Regions from separate parts of the Homo sapiens genome. Here all the other regions are linked to region 1. Evidence: chromatin loops called from intact Hi-C (ENCODE). Cell type or tissue: heart left ventricle. All regions are shown on one strand.

The links. Peaks named below come from ENCODE experiments on the same cell type or tissue, not always from the same donor. Only the 100,000 strongest peaks of a DNase experiment are listed, where the experiment ranks them.
Region 2: it touches region 1 in a loop (5-fold over the local background); 20 of 110 quality-filtered maps call a loop at or near these places.
Region 3: it touches region 1 in a loop (2.8-fold over the local background); 36 of 110 quality-filtered maps call a loop at or near these places.

The regions. Positions count from the first base shown.
Region 1 is chr17:3,733,538-3,741,537 of GRCh38, reverse strand. ITGAE (integrin subunit alpha E) reads left to right here. Exons shown (of 31, transcript NM_002208.5): 20 at 1,660-1,733; 21 at 6,589-6,721. Among named protein-coding and RNA genes, the nearest start is that of HASPIN, 14 kb to the right of the region's middle. RefSeq lists an enhancer at 3,449-3,743. In heart left ventricle, CTCF peaks have their summits at 3,658 (motif pointing left) and 7,092; a DNase peak (open chromatin) is centred at 3,667; H3K4me3 peaks cover 580 bases; H3K27ac peaks cover 262 bases; H3K27me3 peaks cover 807 bases.
Region 2 is chr17:4,070,111-4,078,110 of GRCh38, reverse strand. ZZEF1 (zinc finger ZZ-type and EF-hand domain containing 1) reads left to right here. Exons shown (of 55, transcript NM_015113.4): 19 at 69-228; 20 at 1,122-1,243; 21 at 1,352-1,474; 22 at 2,682-2,848; 23 at 2,933-3,014; 24 at 3,760-3,961; 25 at 5,355-5,503; 26 at 7,187-7,427. Among named protein-coding and RNA genes, the nearest start is that of ZZEF1, 69 kb to the left of the region's middle. In heart left ventricle, a CTCF peak has its summit at 3,079 (motif pointing right); no DNase peak of the experiment used is centred here; H3K27ac peaks cover 496 bases.
Region 3 is chr17:4,000,629-4,008,628 of GRCh38, reverse strand. ZZEF1 (zinc finger ZZ-type and EF-hand domain containing 1) reads left to right here. Exons shown (of 55, transcript NM_015113.4): 55 at 1,659-4,184. The coding sequence ends at 1,739. Among named protein-coding and RNA genes, the nearest start is that of LINC01975, 28 kb to the right of the region's middle. RefSeq lists an enhancer at 567-1,534 and silencers at 3,701-3,780, 3,881-3,960. In heart left ventricle, CTCF peaks have their summits at 395 (motif pointing right) and 3,826 (motif pointing right); DNase peaks (open chromatin) are centred at 3,828, 4,308, 5,041, 5,323 and 1 weaker place; H3K27ac peaks cover 926 bases.

The sequences.
Region 1 (8,000 bases):
GGGTGAGGAAAAAACCACGTGGTATTAGGCACATCGGTGTTACCAGAGAGTGCGTTCTGGCTGGGAGTTTAGATGGCTTAACCCCATTCTCTTTCACTGGGGCTGGGTGGAAGAGATCAGGCTATGTGGCTATATTAAAAATACAACAAAAGGCCGGGCGCGGGGGCTCACGCCTGTAATCCCAGCACTTTGGGAGGCCGAGGCTGGCGGATCATGAGGTCAGGAGATCGAGACCATCCTGGCTAACACAGTGAAACCCCGTCTCTACTAAAAATACAAAAAAAAAAAAAAAATTAGCTGGGCGTGGTGGCGGGCAGCTGTAGTCCCAGCTACTCGGGAGTCTGAGGCAGGAGAATGGCGTGAACCCGGGAGGCGGAGCTTGCAGTGAGCGGAGATTGCGCCACTGCACTCCAGCCTGGGCGACAGAGCGAGACTCCGTCTCAAAAAAAAAAAAAAAAAAAAAAAAATACAACAAAAAACCCTGCATGAAACTGTTGACCCACTTAGAGAGAGCGCCACGCTTTGACTTCTGCAAATGGCATCCCCCTTCCGCAGGAAGTAGAAAGTTCCCTTTCAAGCCCTGGGCTGTCATTCCCCCTCTAGGCCGTGGGAACAGACCTGCAGACAGCTGCCGAGGTGGCCACCGGGAGAGAAGTGCGAAGTGCAGAGGCTCTCCAGCCGAGGAGCTGGCTGCCTTCCTTCATAATACAAAAACAGACCCAGCTACTTTAGAACACTGGAATTTTTAAAAACACGAACTGGAGCTTTTCAACCTCCATGGGGCCTTTTGAAATGTGGCTTTCAGAATTAGTCGATTATGTGTAGGCAAGGGAAATAGTTAGCTTACAGAGACGACTAGCCAGGCCGGGCGCGGTGGCTCACACCTGTAATCCCAACACTTTGGAAGGCCAAGGTGGGTGGATGACCTGAGGTCAGGAGTTTGAGACCAACCTGGTCAACATGGCGAAACCCTTTCTCTAATAAAAATACAAAGTTAGCCAGGCGTGGTGGCACATGCCTGTAATCCCAGCTACTTGGGAGGCTGAGGCAGGAGAATCGCTTGAATCCGGGAGGCAGAGATGGCAGTGAGCCGAGATCGCGCCATTGCACTCCAGCCTGGATGACAGAGCGAGACTCCATCTGAAAACAAACAAACAAACAACCGAAAAAACAGATGACTAGCCATGAGGAAGGAACCTCCAAGGCCTGGACCTTGACGATATTTGGCTAGGCATCCCCCACTCCTGCCCGGGCTGTTCTGCCTATATCCGAAAGGACTAAGGAAGCTTCTCTTCGCGTAGGTGTCTGCTCCCTGAATGCTCAAAGTCGTGAGCTGTGTGTTGCTGCTGAATTCGCATGATGTAAATGTCATGGGCACCCCTAACATTCCGTGAAGGTCACCCCAGTTTTTACCTTGGTCAAAGGACTGGGTCACAGTGTGCCCATGTTATAGGACAGATCCAGGAATGTCACCCAGGAATGTCACAGTCCCTGCTCTTCGGGGACAATCCCAGCCTGCACCCCTCACCTCCCTGTAACTGCACTTCTCAGGGTGAGCAGGAGGCACAGCCCAAAACTTCCTATAAGGAGAAGAGCCGGAGGCAGGGCTGCTGGGGAAGGCGGAGCCTGGGCTGATCGGGACTCTCTGTCTGGTTACAGCTGCCCTATGAGAAGGCCTGCAAGAATAAGCTGTTTTGTGTCGCAGAATTACAGTTGGCCACCACCGTCTCTCAGTGAGTTGGACATAGCCGTCAGTTTCCTCGATTAACCTTCTCCCGAACGCTTGCCTGGGCAATTCCTTCATTAGGACACCCTGCACATCCCCTTCCCCTCTCCCCGTGGCCCACAAATGGCTTCTGCACTTATTATCTCAATATGTCCTCAGCTACCCCAGAAGGGAGGCAAGACAGAGATCTGTCTTCCCACTTTCTAGATTAGGAAGCAGACTCAGTCGCCGAGGGCCCTGCATAGGCCATTTGGTGGACTTGAACCTGGGTCTCTTGACATCCCGGACAATGCTATATTCAGAACCCAGCGTTCTTCACAGCCAGGCTGACCTCTACCTCAGTTAGAGGTAACCTCTTTCCCGGCCCACCTCTTGGCCAAATTAACTAATCAATCAAATATTTCTGGACCATCTACTTTGTGCCAAGCACTCTAGGTGCTGGGGATACTTCTGTGAACAACACAGACAAAAATCCCTGCCCTCCTGGTGCTCTTAGGGGGAGAAGATGGTAAGTAGGTAAATTCCATGTTGATGAGATGAACGTTGAAGACACAGGGAAGGTGGGAAGGAGTGTTGGGTGGCAGCTGATGCTGAAGTTTTCAATGGGGTGGTCACGGAGGGTGACACTTTGGCACACACTGGAGGAGGTAGGGGAACGAGCTATGTGGTTGGGTGTCTAAGGGAAGAGCAGCTGCAGGTACCCTGGGTTGGAAGCCTGCCTGGTGGGTGGGGGGCAGGGTGAGGAGCTAGTGGCTGCAGTGGAGTGGGGCGGGGTGTAATGAGGGAAGGGGAGGAAGGGGGAAGAGGCCATGGGGCTTCTTAAGCCCTCAGAAGGGCTTTTGCTGTGAGCTGGGAAGTCAGAGGAGTGACACACTCATGCAGCTTAGCAGGATCCTTCTTGCTGCTTAGCTGAGAAGAGAAGCGGCACTTGCTCCCTTTGTAACCACTCAGGTGAGAGGCGGTGTGGGCTGGGCCATGACGGGAGTAACAGTTTAAAGTGACAGCTCATACGTAGCACGTGCTGACAGAATGGAGGCGGAGGGAGGAAAGAGGGCCACAGCCCCAGCATGCGGCACTGCACTGTCCAACACACCAGCCACGCTTAGCTGTTTACATGTACATGAGTTAAAATTAATCACAATGAAACATTTTGTTCCTCAGTCACATTAGCCACACTTCAAAGACTCAGTGGCCGCCTGTGGCTGGTGGTGTTGGGCAGCGCAGATACCGCCTGTCTCCATCGCTGCAGACGTTCTATTGGACCACACTGAATTCCAGAATGACAGTGTTGCCAAGCACATGAGTGTGGGTTTAGACATGTAGTGGTCTTAGAATGCCCCCCAGGCCGGGCGCGGTGGCTCATGCCTGTAATCCCAGCACTTTGGGAGGCAGAGGTAGGCGGATCATGAGGTCAGGAGTTTGAGACAAGCCTGGTCAACATGGTAAAACCCCGTCTCTACTAAAAATACAAAAATTAGCTGGGCATGGTGGTGGGCGCCTGTAATCACAGCTACTGGGCAGGCTGAGGCAGGAGAATCGCTCAAACTCGGGAGGCGGAGGGTGCAGTGAGCCGAGATCGCTCCACTGCACTCCAGCCTGGGTGACAGAGCAAGACTCCAAAAACGGGGAGGGGGGGAGGGTAACAAAACAAAACAAACAAGCGTCCTTGGCGACTAGTGTTGTGTATGTATTGTGATTCTGTTGGCCAGCTGGCTGGAGTTGCCGTATATGGGGAAGAACGCAGTTCCCCAAGTCCTGGTCAGCCCTTTCATAGACATTTGCAGGACCAATTGAAGACTTTCAAATGCTCTGGAATCCAGGCTAACAAGCAGGCACAGCTGTTTCCAGCAGGGAATTAATTACAGCCAAGAACCAACCTCCCAGCCAGCTACTGGGGGTAGTAGAGATACAGCACGCATGGCTTGCCCTACATCGCCCCCTAGTGTACATAGCAAGCAAACGCTTCTCTTTCAAAAACGCTAGTGAGCCTGGTCGTCGGTGTCCAGCTGTCTCAGTGGTTTTTGACCTGAGGACATAGATCCCCAAAAGAATCTAATGAAGACTACAGACCCCTCTCCTTAGAAGATCACATGTGCATACATAAATTTTGGCATTCCGGGCCCTCTGAGACGGTCCCTAGGCCTCAGATTAGGCAACGCTGTTAATATTCTGATGACACTGAGGTCTCACGCCTGAGCTCTAAGATGTGTGTCCAGCTGACATGTCAGCATCTCTGCTTTGTTATCCTATATGCACCTCTTGTCATGTCCCCGATTGAACGCATCTTCTTCCACCCTTGGGTCTTCCTCCCATGTTACCTCCCTCAGTCAATGGCACCACTCAGCCACCGGCACCACTCAGCCACCGGCACCACTCAGCCACCTGAGCTAGAAACTCAGAACTTGCCCTTAACTCCTCTGTCCCCCCTCCCCTGCCTCTTTTTCGTTTCATTTGCTTTACTGTCTCTGACTTCTTTCCTTCTCCACTACTGTTGTCTTTTTTCTTCTTCTTCTTCTTTTGAGACAGGGTCTCACTCTGTCACCCAGGCAGGAGTGCAGTGGCGCGATCTTGGCTCACTGCAACCTCCGCCTCCCGGCTTCAAGTGCTTCTCCTGCCTCAGCCTCCTGTGTAGCTGGGATCACAGGCGCACGTGACCACACTCAGCTAATTTTTGTATTTTTAGTAGAGACGGGGTTTTACCATGTTGGCCAGGCTGGTCTTGAACTCTTGGCCTCAAGTGATCCACCTGCCTCACCTCCCAAAGTGCTGGGATTACAGGCGTGAGCCACCGTGTCCAGGCATCCACTACTGTTTCCTTATTTCAGGCATGTATCATCTCTCGGGTGGAGACAGCAGGCTCTGTCTCTGCTTCCTGTCTCTCCCTCCAGTCAATCCAGCCTCTTCTCAGCTGGGATAAAAACCAAACCAAAACCAAACAATGGGAACAAAACACACCTCACATTACTTCCTAGGCCGGGCGTGGTGGCTCACGCCTGTAATCCCAGCACTTTGGGAGGCCATACTTCCTAGATCTGCACATCTCATCTTTGGACATTTCAGATGGAAAACAGTTTTCTCGGTATTGCTAATATGTTTTTCTGTCAATCTCAGCTACTGAGAGTGGTTCTGCACTCTGGGTCCCTGTGATACCTCAGCATTCTGGAGGACCCTTTCACACATCCCCAGGACCCTCTTTTCCAGGACATGTGGACCCATGTCTTAAACCACAGCCTTTTAATGGGAAGGGTCTGAATGATTTTGTGGGTAGGAAGCTGAGGCCAAGAAACGGGGTAGGACAGTATGTCTTATGCACACTGTTCTCCAGTGCACAGCAGTGCCCCATAAATATTGTGGCATGGATGAATTTGTGTCATAGAGTACCTCACCTAGGGTCACAGTGAATTGGTGGTAGAAAGAGGATTTGGGTACAATTCTCTCAATTCTTTGGACTACTAGACTCCAGGCATTTAATTAGCCTTTTATTTATTTATTTATTTATTTTGAGACAGAGTTTCACTCTTGTTGCCCAGGCTGGAGTGCAATAGTGTGCTCATGGCTCACTGCAACCTCTGCCTCCCGGGCTCAAGCAATTCTCCTGCCTCAGCCTCCTGAATAGCTGGGATTACAAGTGCCTGCACCACACCTGGCTAATTTTTTTTTTCTTTTTTTGAGATGGAGTCTCATGCTGTCACCCAGGCTGGAGTATAGTGGCGTGATCTCAGCCCTCTGCAAACTCCCCCTACCGGGTTCAAGCAATTCTCTGTCTCAGCCTCCCGAGTAGCTGGGATTACAGGCACCTGCCACCACACCCGGCTACTTTTTGTATTTTTAGTAGAGACGGGGTTTCACCATCTTGGCCAGGCTGGTCTTGAACTCCTGACCTCAGGTGATCTACCCGCCTCGGCCTCCCAAAGTGTTGGGATGACAGGTAATTAGCCTGTCTTGGCTTCTGTTTCCTCTTCTATAAAATGGAGAGTAGCTGTACTATTTCACAGGGTTACTATGAGGGTTGAGCGTGTGAGACGCAGTCCTTGGCACATGGTAAGCACTAAATAAAGGGCAGCTATTATCGTCATCTCATGCAACAACTGAGATGGGCGTGGCAGTCCAGCTGTTTGCTTATGTTGAGAGGAAGAATGTCTAAGCTAAACGTATTCCTTAGGCAACTTATCTAAGAAGTTACTTAAGAAGGTGCTATTCTGGGCTGTGTGCGGTGGCTTACACCTGTAATCCCAGCACTGTGGGAGGCCAAGGCAGGTGGATCACTTGAGCCCAGGAGTTCAAGACCCGCCTCCACATGGCGAGACCCTGTCTCTACAAAAAATACAAAAATTAGCTGCACATTGGCCAGGCTGGGTGGCTCACGCCTGTAATCCCAGCACTTTGGGAGGCCGAGGCAGGCGGATCACCTGAGGTCAGGAGTTCGAGACCAGCCTGACCAACGTGGAGAAACCCCGTCCCTAATAAAAATACAAAATTAGCCAGGCATGGTGGCGCGTGCCTGTAATCCCAGCTACTCAGGAGGCTGAGACGGGAGAATTGCTTGAACCTGGGAGGTGGAGGTTGCAGTGAGCCGAGATCGTGCCATTGCACTCCAGCCTGGGCAACAAGAACGAAACTCCGTCTCAAAAAAATAAAAATAAGAAAAATATTAGCTGGGCATGGTGGTAAACACCTGTAGTCCCAGCTACTCGGGAGGCTGAGGTGGGAGGATCACTTGAACCCAGGAAGTGGAGGCTGCGGTGAGCCGTGATCATTGCACCACAGCACCACGCTCTAGCCTCGGTGAATGTCCTATTGTATTGCGTTGAGGTTTTTACAGATGAAATAAACTGTAACATTTTTATCTGTACCCTGTGCAGGCAGGAGTTGGTGGTGGGTCTCACAAAGGAGCTGACCCTGAACATTAACCTAACTAACTCCGGGGAAGATTCCTACATGACAAGCATGGCCTTGAATTACCCCAGAAACCTGCAGTTGAAGAGGATGCAAAAGGTGACTGTGACGGTGGCTGTGGAAACAGGTCCCTCACGCCCCTCCCTCGCTGCATGCCTGCTTTTCTGTGGTGGCCCCCTCACTGGCACCCCTGCCTCCAGCCTCCTCCTGGTCCAACCAACAGATGGTTAATAACTAGATAAATCCCCGCCAGTCCGGCTCCATGCCTCCCGAGGCACCATATTCTGCTGCAGTGCCACCCTCCCTATGTGCGGCCCTTTCTTCACCAGGGTTCTGAGAGAGAAGTGAGTCTAATGCCCTAAGACACTGAGAAAGTAAAAATTAGCTTAGACTGGGAAAGTGAAAATCTGCCCTGCCATTCCCAAGGCTGGATACAGACACAGATACTAGGAAACAGTCTGTTTCCCGAGGACACCCTGTGGCTGACAAGTATCACTGCACTGAGAAATTTTATTCTCTAAAATCACAGATCAGAAAACTTTGGGCCGGGAACGGTGGCTCACACCTGTAATCCCAGCACTTTGGGAGGCCGAGACGGGCGGATCACGAGGTCAGGAGATCGAGACCATCCTGGCTAACACGGTGAAACCCCGTCTCTACTAAAAATACAAAAAAAAATTAGCTGGGCGCGATGGCGGGTGCCTGTAGTCCCAGCTACTCGGGAGGCTGAGGCAGGAGAATGGCGTGAACCCGGGAGGCGGAGCTTGCAGTGAGCCGAGATTGCGCCACTGCACTCCAGCCTGGGCCACAGAGCAAGAGTCTGTCTCAAAAGAAAAAACAAGAAAGAAAACTTTGCTGTTTGAAGTAGTTACGTCGGTAATTATGAACCCCTATCCCTCTTGCCTGGAGAGTGTAAGTCATTTTGACCAAGAGAAGAGTCTGTTTCCACCTGAGGTAGAGAGCTTCAGATACAGTGTCTGTCAACTTTCTACTCCATATTAATGGTTTCCCAGGAAGCGGGCCCTGGGTCTGATTCACAGGCTGGCCTGCTGGTGACTGACTCCTTGACACTCAGCCCTGCTTTACCATCAAAACAGGACTTTATTTACATTTCATCTGAACTCCACCCTTCCCTGGAGTCCTTTAATAACCGCCTTTTCCATTGTTCAGTGATACACACAATAGTGTAGTTTTTGGATGGGTGCAGTGGCCCATGCCTGTAATCCCAGCACTTTGGGAGGCCGAGGCGGGCGGATCACCTGAGGTCAGGAGTTCGAGACCAGCCTGGCCAACATGGCAAAACCCCGTCTCTACTAAAAATACAAAAATTAGCCAGGTGTGGTGATGTACACCTGTAATCCCAGCTACTCGGGAGGCT
Region 2 (8,000 bases), 340 kb before region 1:
GATGCCCTTGGCTATGCTCTGTGAATGGCCTTGTCACGAACACTTTCTGTTTGTCTCCTCCCTTGTAGTGCGAGCTGTTAATGCTCAGTGGGGCCCCAGGGGAGGTGGGCTCTGTGCTCTTCTCCCTGTTCTGGTCCGTCCAAGGCAGCCTGCTATCCTGGTGCTACCTGCAGCTGAAGAGCACGGACTCTGGAGCCAAAGATCTTGCCGTGGACCTTATTGAAAAATGTGAGTTTCAATATAAAATCCATGAAAACAGATGGCGTTTGGGTTTTGACTCTGAGTGTTCTCTTCTTTAGTAACTCATGCAATGAGTGTGCATATGGCTTTCTTCATTACGATTCAGATTCTTGGACTGGTTTGGTCTAATTAAAATAGAATTCAACAGCATGTCTTTTTGTCTAGAGTTTACTCTCTGAGTGTGGTGGTATGCCTAAGTATTTTTATTGTAGAATTAGATCATTTCACAGCCTAAATATTGCTTTTGCAATCATATAGCACTCTTACGTGATGTCTCGCTCTTCAGGAGAGTCTATCCCTGTTTTAATCAAGTCATCTAAAAATGAAAGTCTTGAATTTTAGAAATCTAAGGTGTATGAGCATTGTGACCATTGCTGATTACCGAGAATAATTAGATTCATGTTCTGTAAACTCACAGAAAATTATATGAAACCCAACGGGTGCTGACAAATTATACGTGGAAAATGTAGTTCCATCAAACTTGGTCCCAGCAGCTGTGACGAAAACACTTATATTGGGTCCTGCCACCTAGAGCTTGGCCTGTTAGATTGGTACACCTAATGCACGGGCTCATTGTAAACAGAAGGAAAAGGAGAGGCTGACAGCTGGGTTAGTCAGGCATGGAATTTCACTTCTACAAGTGCTCCTCTACTTCATCAAAAGACAAAAAAAAATCCCTTTAAAAGTGAGTCTTGTACTGAAATTCGCACTGCTTCTTCCTCCAGGAGGAATGCATTAGGACGGCACTTGCTGGCCTTGTGGTCTTCGCTGTGGAACCCCCTCTGCAGCTTCTGGAGTCTCTTTATTCTTGTCTGTGGTGATAACCAAGCATGTGACATTTCTACTATATAATATATTAATTATTTTCTTTGTTTCGGTAGATGTGGGCCAGTTTCTGGCAAGCATGAGAGCGATTTTGGAATCCCTTTTCTCACAGTACAGTGGAAAAACCATAGTAGAAAGATTATGTAACTCAGTGTTTTCAATGGCAGCTCGTCAACTGGTAAGAAAAACTAGCAGCTATTTGTAAAGAACCGGAAGGGGGTTGGGGGTCTGCATCCCCAGGCCCAGCCTAAGGTGGACGCTGAGTGCTTCATCCATCTTCCATTAGGTTATCTTCCTGCTGGACTTCTGCACTTTAGACATCCCACACTGCGTGCTCTTGAGAGAGTTCAGCGTCCTCACAGAACTCCTGAAGAAGCTCTGTAGTGGCCCCGAAGGAGGACTGAGGAAGGTAACTCGAGTCAGCACTTGAGCCGCCCCGTGTTCTCTCTCAGGAGTGATGGGACACACTTAGTGAAGTGGACCACGGACTGCAGATAGGCACAGCTGAGCAGCCTCTAGAAGGCTCCCTTGATTTTATCAGTGGGCTTGCCAACAAGGGTGAATGTCAGTCCAAGTCGATGTGGCCTGGTCAGCATTAGAAAGGAGACGCAGAGGCCGGGCGCAGTGGCTCACGCTTGTAATCCCAGCACTTTGGGAGGCCGAGGCGGGCGGATCACGAGGTCAGGAGATCGAGACCATCCTGGCTAACACGGTGAAACCCCGTCTCTACTAAAAATACAAAAAAAATTAGCCGGGCGTGATGGTGGGCGCCTGTAGTCCCAGCTACTCGGGAGGCTGAGGCAGGAGAATGGCGTGAACCCGGGAGGCGGAGCTTGCAGTGAGCCGAGATTGCGCCACTGCACTCCCGCCTGGGCCACAGAGCGAGACTCCGTCTCAAAAAAAAAAAAGAAAGGAGACGCAGAAAAAGCTGTAGAGATGAATCTCATCATTTTATAGTTGATGAAGTTATATAAAAACCATGTAAGTGAGTGACAAAATTGAAGTCTAGAAGAGAAAATGTATGTTGAAAGGCAAATTACATTTTGTCTTTAGAAGAAATTTCTCCCTTACTTAATTATACATACATAACGTTTAATCACTGTCTTGTGTGAGCTTCTTCTTGTGTGTCTTTTGTGTGCCACAGAGCACAACTCTGTGGCAGTAGAAAAGGCATTTATATTTAACAGGTAAAAAACCAAAGGCCCCCCCCCAACCCCCCGCTCAAAAGAAAAGGGTAGGAGAGGAAGGGAGAGTAGATCCAGATTTGCCAGTGTCCCAGGTAGGAATGTGAGGTCTTTAAACTCCTCATTCAGTACTTTTTCCACTGGGAATTCACACTGGTAATGATTTGTAAGTAGTTCTGTCATAGCGAAAAGGTACAAGCTGGTCATGGAGTTTTTGTGTGTAATAAAAGCACATCTCCTCGGCTGCGTGGTGGACGTGTGTTGATCTGTGTGAAGATGGGAATGTCAGGTTTGTCTTCGAGCCTGCCTGCTGGTTTGTGCAGGGCTGTCAAGGCCATCTGCCTGGAGCACTGATAGAGAAACAGTCTGCTGCATGTGGCTAGGTGTCTAGTGATAGAACCTTTCTTTCCCCTGGCTCATTTGTTATCATAGCTGGATGTTGAGACCTGGCAACAGGAACAGCCTGTGGTGTTACATACGTGGACGAAGGAATCTGCCCACAACTATGAAAATAATTGCCATGAGGTATCCGTCTTTGTTAGCCCAGGGGCAACCTATTTTGAAGTGGAATTCGATGACAGGTGTGAAACTGAAAAAAGGTAAGACTTCTATATTCTTTCACCCCCAAGCGCTAATAGGTCAGCAATGAGAGAAGGAAGCTAATAGAGGTTATGCCTTCACAGGTATGATTATCTGGAATTTACCGACGCTAGAGGTCGGAAAACACGCTATGACACAAAAGTTGGCACTGATAAATGGCCCAAGGTGAGTGATAGTCCCAGAAAGAGGTACCTACTTCTGCACCAATGCTTTTCCTTTTGTCAGCCTTCAGGGGGCAGTAGAGGTAAGGTCTTTGAAGGGAGGCATTTATGTTACACGTTTGTGAAAGGAAGGATTTATATCAGAGTTTGACCAGCTATAGTCTGTCACCTGTTTTGTAAACAAATTTTTTTGGAACACAGCCATGCCTGTTTATCATTTATAGCTGCTTTGGCACTGCAGTGGCAGAGTTGAGTAGTTGCAGCAGACAGCGTTGTCTAGAGTAAATGAAGAGCCTTCATCCTTAGCAAGAAGTGCTGGTGGGTCTAGGAGGATGGCCCAGACCATGTGATGGAAGCCAAGAGTCTGCCTCACAGTTAGAGCTGCTTGAGCTCTTGGGCTGGAGGTTTAGTACTGCCTCAGACTGTTGACCTTCTCTCCATGGTCAGTGGTCTTGGCAGGAGCAGAGGCATGGAAATGTGACCACTGGCTGAGTCGGTAGTGGACAGATGGTCACCCCAGGTGTAGAAAGCTGAGCAGCAGTATTCTGCCAACTCTCCTTCTTCATGGGGTGTGGCTGTGAATGGTCTGTTTCCGTCACCCCTTTGTACATTTCTCCGTTAGTCATTTTGGACATGTGGAAATAGAGATCAATTTTAAACTGAGATGTTTCTCGTCATGAAGAGCATGCTGATTTCTGAAGCACTCCTCCTCTAATCTGTCTGACCACATGATTTCTGTTTGTCTCTAGAAAGTGACCTTCAAGGCCGGTCCTCGGTTGCAGTTCCTCTTTCACTCTGACAGCAGTCACAACGAATGGGGCTACAAATTCACTGTCACTGCCTGTGGGCTGCCCGATGTTGCCGTGTCTTGGGGGCTGGATTTACAGCTCCTCGTCTCCCGGCTGATGGGACGCCTGGCTTCCCAGTGCATGGCGCTCAAGTCTGTGCGCCGTAAGTGCACATCCCTGTGCTTTCCCTTCTTACAACCACGGTGAAGTGCAAGATGCGCGCTTGCCCTCTTGTAGGTCGTTTCCACGTAATGGCAGGGGGTTAATAATACGCCTTTTCAGTTTCCTTTAAACCGAAAGAATAAAGTGTCCACTCAATACCATTGTCACGAAGCTTTTTGCCTTAGACTTTGGAACATAGCAGGAAGGCTGCCATGGGTTCTCTGTCTATGGAGGATAACAGCTTTTTTTTTTGGCAACATTGTCATTTTTTTGCAAGTAGGTGTAGGTATAGTCCAACCAAAAGGCAGGAGTATAGAATAAGTTGATTGCATATCCTTTAAATATGTGAATATTTATGTAAATATATGTAGATATGTGACTATGGATTTTGTTTTAAAGTGATTCATTCAGGGCTGAGCAAGGTGGCTCATGCTGGTAATCCCAGCACTTTAGGAGGCCAAGGTGGGAGGATTTCTTGATCCCAGGAGTTTGAAACCAGCCTGGGCAGCATAGTGAGATCCCTATCTTTACCAAAAAAAATGTAAAAATTAGCCAGGTGTGGTGGCATATGCCTTTTGTCTCAGCTACTTGGGAGGCTGAGGCAGGAGGATCACTTGAGCCCAGGAGTTAGAGGCTGCATGCAGTGAGCTGTGATCATACTGCTGCACTCCAGTCTGGGTAACAGAGAGAGACTCTTGTCTCTTAAAACAAAAGGAAAAAGATGTGTTCAGTATAATTGTTTATTTAATTCTTCCAGGGAACAAGAATTACAGAATAAAACTTTCTACTGTATTTTATTTCTTGATCATTTCTTGAGTTTTTCCAGTTTTAGAAGTAAAATATAGAAAAATTACATAGTGGAAAAAAACAAAGGAAAATAGAATCATCCTTAATCCTAACACTCAGAAGTAACTGATTTTTTTAATATTTCTCCAAGAAAGAAAGAAATAGCTATTAGCATTTTTATTTCCACCTATTCTTTTCTCTTTGCCTATTCTAAACACATCTATGCTGGATATTTATTATTTGCTACAGAATTAAGTTTACAAATTGTGAATGTTTTTCCATAATTAAATGTTCCTGAATGGCCTCGTGTTATATGCCAGAAATGGTTCATATCCTATTTTCAGCTTACTATAAACAGATTAGTCATTTCCAAGGTACCTTGTAACTGAAGTTGTTCCACAGAGCAGCAGTATTTCAGGACTTGGTGGTTTAGCTTAATCTGTGGTATGTGTTTACAAAGTATCACAATTACATTCTGGTATGTGGGTAAACTTTCTCTAAGTTTTAATAGTATCCATGGTTTTTTTTAACCTTTTCTTTCTCATTTCAAAGATTCTCAATATATTAAGGCAAAAATAGAACTGTCATATGTCTTCTTCTCTTTCTAGAGTTAGGAAGTAACATGGTAGTACCTCAGGCAAAAATGGCATTAGTCCTAAGCTCCCCACTGTGGAAACCTGTCTTCAGGCATCAGGTTTGTCCAGAGTTGGAATTAGAAGCAAGCTGGCCCACTCACCCACACCGGAATAGTAAGGAGGTATTTACTCTTCCGTTTTCTTTCTATTTAGACTGGAAACTGCCTGCAAGTATTTATTACTTTAAGTTATAAACACTTGTGTTTCTATCTTACTACCCGTATTAAGCAGTTAGCTCCTTGAGGCCAGAAACTATACCTTGTTAACTTGTTAACGCCACCGTGTCCCACAGGGGCCAGTGCGCAATAGGTGTTCAGAAATACTGAATGCGTGACTTGGGTGAAATGTAGGAGGTGCTCAGTAAATCTCTGTTGATGGAGTTATCAGGCAAACAATTGAGTGTACTTCTAGTGCCTACTGAGTCAAGCTTTAGAGCAATGATTTGTGCTATACCTTTTGTTCTCCTTAGAATTACAGCACATGATTTAGGTGTATAAGATTTTAAAAACTAAAAAGTTTGCCCTGTCTTTATTTTTCACCTCTCCTTCCCTCTATTTCTGTATTCTACTTTTCTTCCTTCCCCTCCCTGCCCTGCCCCACGTTATTCAGTAGTTAATTGCCAAATCCAGTGGCTCTTCCTCAGCTTCTGTTCTCCTTGCCTCTGTTAAATTTGGCTCCTTCAGACCCTCTCTTCTTTGGATCCATGCTAGTCCGCTGTCTTCTCTTACATCTGACTGCCCACTTGCCTCCTTCATTGACTTTTCATATTCCTCCTTCCCTAAAGGGTAGGCTTTATTCAGGCTTTCTTCCCTTCCCCACAGCCCACCAAGACTTCATCCTCTCCACTTTCTTCTCCTGTCAAACATTGTGGCCCTAATTCCTAATATCAGTCTCCAGGTCTGGTTTTCTCCCCGCTCCAAGTACCTGTTTCCATCTTCCTGTGAGGCATTTCCATTTAAATGTCCTGACTCCCCTTAACTCAGAAGTGTAAAACCAAAGACCGGTCACTTCTGTGGTGGTCAGTGTTCCCCAGGCCTGAAGCCACTGCTCCCTAGCATCCCCTGTCCTCACCTGTCTCCCCATTCCTGTCCAGTCAGCTTGCAGGTCCTGTGGATTCTTCCTCATGATGTTCATCTCTGTCCTTTCCTCTGTCTGCATCTTTATCCGGGCCCTCATTTGCACCTGCCTTATGACATTCGTACCTACCAAGTTTTTTTTATAATCACTGCATTATCTTGTCATTCCACTGCCAAGCACCATTAATGGCTCCCCATTGCCCACAGGGTGAAGTCTAACTCCTCAATGTGACAGTCAAGGCTCTCTGCAGTCTCCTTTCACCTTACCTATCTGACTCTAGTTCCCATCACTCCCCAGCTGAGACTTCAGGCCAGGTCAGTCTCCCCACTGACTCGTAACCTCTGCTAATGGTTATGTTCCTCAGAGCCAAATCTGCCAATCCTTCAGGGTCCAGGCCAAAGCCCATATCCTCCAGGAGGCTTTTCTTAATTACTTTAACCTACCAGGATCTCTCTCCTTTGAATTCTCAGCACTGGGTATCCCTTCTAGGCATTTGGCACTTGATAATCTTTTGCTTTACGGGAATGCTAGTTCTAATGCTTTTAATGTTTTATTTATGTTTATCTTTTTTTAACTCATATCTCTGTCTGGTCTTCCTAAAATAGATTTAAACTTCCGGAGAGTGTTCACTGTGTTTTATACTTCTGCTTTGGCCTAATAGTTTGCTCAATAAATTTTATTTTTTGAATGAATGTGTTAAATGTGATGGGTTTATTTTTTGTTTCCAGGTTAAGAACATTCCTGACGACCCCTGCCGCCATTTTCTTCTTGATTTTGCCCAGTCAGAGCCTGCTCAGAACTTCTGTGGGCCATATTCAGAACTTTTCAAAGGATTCATACAGGCATGTAGAAAACAGGCCCCAAAGACAGATATAGTTGCTGGTTCCACTATTGATCAAGCTGTGAACGCCACCTTTGCTGCTCTGGTGTATCGCACTCCAGATTTATATGAGAAGCTGCAAAAATATGGTAACTTTATTACAGGGAATATTTTTGATCTGAAGGCTAATTGCTAAGTTTTAAGAAAGCCTATCTTAAGTGAACATTTAAAATATTTTAAAATATAAACACATTTCTATAACTGTAAACATCATCTTGTTGGTTCTACTTTGCCTATTAAAAGATTCATGGCCACTTTATGGTTAGCAGATTATAATGTGTGGCACCTAACCTTGAGTTGCAAAATTAGCAGGTAAATTATCTTTATCCAGAATTCTCATGGAAAACTGCTGAGAAATTTAATGGAAAGAAACCTTAACTTGGGTCCTGGTCCCAGTGCAAAAACTCAAAAGTTGTGCAGCTTCAGGTTAATCAGACGACCTTTCTGCACCTCAGTTTCTTTATCTGTAAAATTGGTTTAAGGGTGATTCGCTCTAACATTCTAAGAAATTCCAATTAAAACCACAGATGTTTAAGTTCTTGAATGTAGTAATAACCAAGGAGGAAGCTGTAGGTATTAACTATTACCTTTAGCTAGCTTGCAGCGCCTTCGTAGCATCACCCCACTAGGCTTCCTTTGCTGATAACCTTCTCCTCACCATC
Region 3 (8,000 bases), 270 kb before region 1:
TTAAATTTAGTTTGGCTGATTCTTGAAGTTTCCGTGGAGTTAGATTTCACATATTTTTAGATGTGAGTTGCTTCTCTGGTAGCGGAACTCCTCTTCTGACAGCTGTTTGGTCTCAGGACGCTTCACACTTTTCACTGACTGAGGAGCTCAGAAAGCTTTTGGATATGTCTATTATGCATATATCCATATGTGCCATTAGAAACGAGATTTTCAATTTAAAAATTAAGCAAAAGTGTAAACCTTTATCAATTTATTTTTTTAAAGTAGTGAACCCATTTCATGTTAACATGAATAACACGTCTTGTGAAAAACGACTCTAACTTTTCAAAACAAAGTAATTACTGAGTGCTCTGGGACAAATAGGTGACCAAAAAAGAAAAAAGGAATGCCTGCAGAGGGTGGCGCTGTTGTGTTCCATCCTTGCAGACCCCTCTCATGTCTGGCCTCGTAGAAGACAGCTGGATTCTCATGTTCTCATGTCTGCTTCTGCAGTCAGTCAGATCACACGTCAGGCTCTGGAACACTCCACCATATACTCAGGAGAAGGAAAGTCAAAAATGAACCTTGCAGACCCCAAAAGGGTCTCGGGAGTCGCCTGGCCCCAGAGTACATTTTGAGAACCTTGGACTCCTTGAATATCATCGCGTGTGTGGCCCAACACCCCCACCCCCCCGGAGGACAGCTAGGGACACTGAGGCTCACAGGGTTACCCGTGGGTGGACACCCAGCCGGGACACCCAGCCAAGAGCCCTGCCTGAGCGCGGCGCTCTGTCCCTTGGAAGTAGTCTCCGAACACACCGCCCTTTTGCAGGAAAAGGGTCTTCTTTCCTGTTGTAGGCTTTGACGTGTACGCTCGGAAGTGGAAATGCCCCCAGCCCATACCGAAGAGTTTGTGTGAATTCACCCGAGACCTGTAGGCAGAGTAGAAACTCCCTTACCCCCAACAGCTACCTACCAGCATTGCCGCCGCCACCCCAGGTTTCATCACATCATGTAACGAAATTTTGATATTTGCCCGTCCTGGCCCCAAAGCTCAGCATGGCGGCTTGCCTGTGGGCGGGTCCCTCTTGCTGCCCCTGTCCAGTCTCCATTTCCTCCTTACCCTCTTCTGACCCCCCCCACAGCCTGTTGAGTGTACTGCACCAGTGTCCTGACGTTTCTCCCTGACACGTCTCCCTGCCAACCCCCTCTTCCTCCCTCTGCCACCTCCACCCTCTTGCTGCCCAGACCCTGAAGGCCTGACGGGCCTGGCCTCGCCTCCAGGGCATCTCAGTGCCCTCCTGGCCCTGTTTTCTCTACTCCCTCTGGTCCCCAGCACTGGCTGTTCGTTTCCTGTGAGTGCCTTGCCCTTCCCCACCTGCATCTTTGCACTGTTTTCCCCAGAGAGTTTTCCCAGACCTCTGCAGACAGCCTTCTGAGCCTCCGCCCTGGGACTGCCCCTCTGGGCAGTGATGATTCCTACCTACATTTGGAGCTTTCATGTGCTCTTAATAGCATTTTTTTTCTCTCTCCACTCTGCAGGCCTGTGGGGGAGGGGAACACATCTGGTTCCCCTCCTCCGTCCCCACATCCTCAGTGCTCAGCTGAGGGTCTTATCAGCACTCACTGAATGAGGGAGTGGCTCCCGACATTGGCGACAACTCTTTTTCCCTCTACAGGCTCTGCAGAACATTGCTGCCATCAGCCTGGCCATCAACTACCCAAACAAGGCCACCCGCCTCTGGAATGTGGAGTGTTAGCCCTTGGTGGGGCGTGCATGGGACTAGTTCATCTGCCACAGGGATTTTAGAGCAGACATCTAACCTCATTCAGGAAAACTCCTGTAGCGCCAGTGCCCAGCTCTCCTTGAGCTGACCACTCCAGTTAGGATGCCAAGCAGCCACGTCTCCAAGAGCTCCCGTGCGTAGGCTGGACACAAGCACAGGCTGTAGCATGGTGAAAATAAGCCAAGCAGTGCAGAATGCCTCAGAAAGGGTGGGCAGGGGGCCCTTAAGAAGGTTCAGAGACCAGCCTTCTCCAGAGGCTGTCACTGCAGGAGCCGTGGGCCTGGGAAGACTTGGAAGCGGCCTCTCTCAACTGGTTTCTGTCTCCGTGGAGCTGGAACTGCCTGCACTTGCCTTCAGAGGGAGGCACAGTCCACCCAGATCCACCTTTCCAGCAAGACCCCCAGTGGCTGCCCAGCCTGGGAGCACCTCTTTGCTTTTCACACCAAACCAAAACTGGCGAGAGCCCCTCCTAGCCACCAGTGATCCCCAAGCATCCAGTACAGAACCAGGCATCGAGCTAGCTCCCTGCACGGCCGCACCCTCCCAGAGAACTCCTTGAGGAGAACAAGTGCCCTTGGGGACAGCCGGCAGGCGCCCCTGTACGTCTGCTCATGCACCAGGCAGCACAGCCGCAGTTCCTCAGTTGTTGTTTTGACATATTTCAGTTTCCACCTCACGTTTTTAGAGCAGAACCACACTGTCTCCCTGGAGGGGCTCGAGGGCATGACCGGGGACTGACCATTCTGTGAAAGGAGCAGAATGTGAGGAGCACGCGTGAGCTTATGTACCGTGAAGATGATCAGAGGATATCTTATTTTAAGAGTAAAAACCCACATAATTTTATTTCTGCTTGATAGTCATGGTAGTCTGTCATACCCACCTCTGGGACTCTGCGTGGCTGTTTGGCTGTCACTTGTAGCAATAACGACATTAGTTCTAGTCAGTGCTGTTTTACATTTTTCTTTTGATGGGTTTAGTCTTGCCCTGGAGTGCCGATGATGATTCTCCCTCCAGAGCCACGCTTGGGAACATGAAGCAAGTCTGGCGTGTGGGCTGCGTGCCGGCCTTAGTGGGACCCGTGGGGTTGGAGCATGCCTTTAGGGGCAGTGTCTGGGCCGAAGCACGTCCCACCACACAGTGCCAGAGCCAGAGAAGGGGCCCCACCACCAAGGCCAAGCTTGACCAGGTCAGCATTGCCATGGCCCAGTGTGCCCCGTGGCCTCTGAAGATCCCTCTGTGCAGGGTCTGCAGGGATCTGGATTGCAAGGGCCCAAGTCTGCAGGTCTGGAAGCATCTTCCTATAAGAGCACTTTCGCCTTCTGGGTCAGGACTCCAAGGTGCAGCGGGCTTCACAGCCCTACAATTGGGTTCTCAGCTAAGCCCCAGAGTTCTGGTAGAACCATCCCGGGGCGGGTGGAGGGTGGGATTTAAGGGAGACGGGAACACATGGGGCAGGTCCTGGAACTTGGTGGCCTGAGGACTGAGGCCATTGCCCTGGTGGAAAGGCCTGGCCTGGTTCCTGTGGCTTGGGACCTGAATAGGCAGGTGCTGCTGGCTCCGTAGAAACCCTTTTCCCATCTTTTGCTCTTTGCCAAACCTACCTTGCTTTGGGAGCTGCCTGCACCACCCCAGAGAAGGCCCCACCTTCTTCATCCCTCAGACCCGAGGAGGCCTCCCAGTAAGGAGTTTCCCAAGAGGGGACTCACAGGAAACAAGTCTTAGTGCTTGGGAGGGAGGCCCCGCTGCGTGCTCAGACTCACAGCCAACCTGGAAGGTAGACGAGATAGCGCCACCCACGCCCCTCCACACCCCAGACTCCGAGTAAAGCGGGCGGTAGGGCCGGAGTCACCTCCCCTATGGCAGTGGCCGCCGCTGTACTCCATCCTCCCGTCAGGAAGATCAGCTGTAAATAAACGCTGGGCTCCCCAGAGCACCTGTCCGCCCACTGCCCTTGCTGTTCTGGGATCTTCGCTGCAGTTCACGGGAAACAAGCCTGAGTCCGCTCGCACCCGCGGCTGCTCTCCCGGCTCGGCCCGGCCGCCTCTGTCTCCGGCCACCGGGTGGCGCTGCCGAGCCAGAGCCGCCGCGTCCCGGCGCTTTCCAGGAGCCCCAGGCCCGGAGGAGGCGAAGCCCGCAGAGCAAAGGTGGAAACACGTGCCTACGCTGTAAAGAAATCCTGTTCCAGAGCATACCTGTTGTACAAACAGACACTGTTCCTAACGAGAGGAGTGACGTATTTTCATCACCGTTTTTAATTTGTTTTCTTACGGGTTTACGATTTTGAATTTTTCTTATTTGGTTGAAAGAATTTTGATTCTATCAGCCTGAGTGAGTTCAGCCTGTAAAAAGGATGTTAAGCTGTGGGTAAAATATGCAAACGAAAAGAAATATATTGTACAAATTCTATATAATAAGGTACGCCTGTGTGTGGACTGGTCTCTCCCTCCTCCCTCCGCCCCGCCGTGTCTCGTGGAGCTCAGGCGTGGAGTTTACACCGCGCCCGAACGGATGCGAGGCGGAGACTCGGGGGCTCAGGGCTGAAAGAATGGAAAGCTGCTGTAGGCCTTCCTCCAGATCATCCTCCTCCCAAGCCCGAGCCAAGCCCCCGCCCCTCCCCCGGCGATCCCAGGGCTTTGGTTCTCCCCCCACCCCCCTGCGGCCATCCGGAGGTTTCCACACACAGGGCGCCGTGGGGGCCTCTGCTCTTCGGCCAGGCTCCCCTGGCCCCACCGCCCGCCGTGGACCTCTCTGGTAGCCCGCAGGACACTGCGGAACCCGGAGGAGGAAGGCAGGGCCCCAGGCAGTGCGCCTGCTGCCTTCCTGGGACTGGCTGCCTTCCCGCCGGCCTTTGGACCCTGCCTCTGGCCCAAGTGTGGCCTGAGGTTTACCTGGGCCTCCCGCTTCCTCCTCCTCCCCGCCTCTGCTTTGCCACGCGCTGCTCTGTCTCCTTCCCAGAGGCATTCTGGGGCTGAGGACTGTCTGGCAAATTACAGAAGCGTGCCTTCTTGGCAGGGGCTGCACTTAACCAACCTTTGAGGCCCATTTGTTCCAGCCCGACAGAGTCTGACACATCCCCCAAAGCCCCAGACTGCTTTCGGGGGAGCCCCAGGCAGGGTCTGGACCCAGCCTCAGCCCTCACTATCCCTCAGCCCAGAGAGAAACCTGAGACTCAGCAGGACTGGGTGCTCCCAGGCCTGTGCCGCTCCCGAGGCGATCTCTAGGACCTGGTGCAAATGTTGATGCCCTCCCCGCCTCACCTTGTCCGGAGCACACTGGGGCTTCACTCTGAAAAGCAGGCGCGTCCATCTGAGCCCTGCCCGGCTAGTGTGACTAAGCCAGCACCAGCGGACTAAGAAGAAGGCCACAGAGAGCCAAGCAAGTTGAGCCCAAGCTTTTAGAACTGAAGAGAAACACAGGGTTCCACCAGCTGAGCCTCATTTATCGAGAGGCAGAAGCGGTGGGAAGTCAGCCTCGAACCACGCGGGAGGCGGGTGGAGAGCCCCGGCCCCCAGCCACGGCTGCAGCACAGAGGCGCTCAGCGCGCGCTCACCCGCTCAATACATGCCCTCCACAGACCTAGCGCCGGGGCTTCATGCGGAACCACCAGTGAGCAGCCCAGGCACTCAGACGGAAGCCAAGTCAAAACACGGCCCTGGCCAGGTGTGGTGGCTCACGCCTGTAATCCCAACACTTAGGGAGGTCGAGGTGGGTGGATCACCTGAGGTCGGGAGTTCGAGACCAGCCTGACCAACATGGAGAAACCCCGTCTCTCCTAAAAATACAAACTTGGCCAGGCCTGGTGGCGCATGCCTGTAATCCCAGCAACTCAGGGGGCTGAGGCAGGAGAATCGCTTGAACCTGGGAGGCAGAGGTTGCGGTGAGCTGAGATGGCACCATTGCACTCCAGCCTGGGCAACGAGAGCAAAACTCTGTCTCAAAAAATAAAAATAAATAAAACACGGCCCTGTCGCTTCCCTAGCTGCCATCTCCTACCCCTCCCCTCCTTCCCTGCTGACAAAATCCAATTTTTTGCAGGTGGTGACTCTACACAGTTTAATCTCAAGAAAGGTAGGACTTTCTACTAGCTCATGAGGAAAGTCATGATTAAGTCCTCCCTGCTCCCTCCCCCTGCCCACCCCAAGTAAGCTCGCTTCTGTGTCCCAGCCCTTCTTGCAGTGAGGCCGTCAGAGGTGTCTGAACCAGAGCAACTCCATTTTGAATAGGGGCTGGGTAAAATAAGGTTGAGACCTACTGGCTGCATTTCCAGACGGTTAGACATTCTGAGTCACAGGACGAGATAGGAGGTCGGCACAAGATACACGTCATAGAGGCCCTGCTGATGAAACAGGTTGCAGTAAAGAAGCTGGCCAAAACACCAAAACCCAGATGGCCACAAGAGTGACCTCTGGTTGTCCTCATTGCTACACTCCTACCAGCGCTGTGACAGTTTACAAATGGCATGTCAATGTCAGGAAGTAACCCTATATGGTCTAAAAAGGGGAAGCATGAATAACACACCTCTATTTAGCATATAATCAAGAAATAGGCCAGGCACGGTGGCTCATGCCTATAACTCCAGCACTTTGGGAGGCTGAGGCAGATGGATCACGAGGTCAGGAGTTTGAGACCAGCCTGGCCAACATGGTGAAACCCTGTCTCTACTAAAAATACAAAAATTAGCCAGGCATGGTGGTGCGTGCCTGTAATCTCAGCTACTCGGGAGGCTGAGGCAGCAGAATCACTTGAACCCAGGAGGCGGAGGTTGCAGCGAGCCAAGATCACGCTACTGCACTCCAGCCTGGGCAACAGAGTGAGACTGTCTCAAATAAATAAAAAGAAGTAACCATAAAAATGGGCACCTCGAGGCTGCTCTGCCTTTGGAGTAGCCATTCTTTATTTCTTTCCGAATAAACTTGTTTTCACTTTACTCTGTGGACTCACCTCAAATTCTTTCTTGCATGAGATTCAAGAACCCTCTCTGGGGTCTGGATTGGGACCCCTTTCTGGTAACAAGGCGGCTCTATGGCTGCATTCTCCAGAGGCTCTGGGGAAGGAGCCCTGCTCCTACGCACTCCCTTTGTGCCGAGACGAGATGTCAGCTGGAGGCTGACAAGCCAACACTCTGGGGCGGTGGGAGCAGAAAGCCAGGAGTCTGACAGTCTGACTCCTTCATTCCATTGTTTGAGCCCTAGAACTACCCATCTCCAGGAGGTGGCAAGGTGTCCTCTCACCTCAGCGGAAAGTATTTCTGACCCAACTTTATGCAACAATTTGGCTCCAGTAGGTTGAAATAATGTCACAGCTCTCTTCTCATGACATTAAATATGGACAGTATATGGAAAGGAAATGTAAAAATTCCAGAAATAAAAAGGCCTCCAACAGTGTCCAGTCAAGCCACAGATGGCATCCAGTTGCTCCATTACCAAATTCTCCTTCTCTCTTGGGGTTCTTGGCGTACGTAGCTTTGCTCATGCCCAACCAGCTTCTAGACTTCCTATCTGGAGGCGCTGTCCCAGGATTCGTTGGGATTTCTTCAGTTGCAAGTTAAAGACACTCCAAACTAACTTAACACGGAAATGGATTGACTTACAAAACCGAAAAGCCCGAGGGTTGCCTCTAGCCCCAGGCAAAGCTAAATTCCAGGGACTCAAAGATGTCGGCTCCCTCTCTCTCCCGCCCTCCATCCTGCCTCTTCCTCCTCTTCCTCCTCCGCTCATTCTCCTGCCCTGCTTCCACCTGGGTTTTCAGGCAGGTGAGGGCGAAAATTAAAGCACCAGGTGATGGCTCTCTCCTCTTCCTCGCGGCCACTGACCACCTCTGATTCCCCAGTGGAGAGGGCTTCTCACTCTCTCTTCATGTGAGGCTTCCCAAGCTGTTGGCTGGTATCTTCTAGCCGTGAGTTAATTTACTGTTTTTTGTTTGTTTGTTTTGTTTGTTTGTTTGAGACCGAGTCTCACTGTCACCCAGGGTGGAGTGCAGTGGCGCGATCTCGGCTCACTGAAACATCCACCTCCCGGGTTCAAGCGATTCTCCTGCCTCAGTCTCCCGAGTAGCTGGGATTACAGGTGCCTGCCACCACACCTGGCTAATTTTTTGTCTTTTTAGTAGAGATGGGGTTTCACCATGTTAGCCAGGATGGTCTCGATCTCCTGATCTCATGATCCACCCGCCTCGGCCTCCCAAAGTGCTGGGATTACAGGTGTAAGCCACCACACCCGGCCAATTTACTGTTTT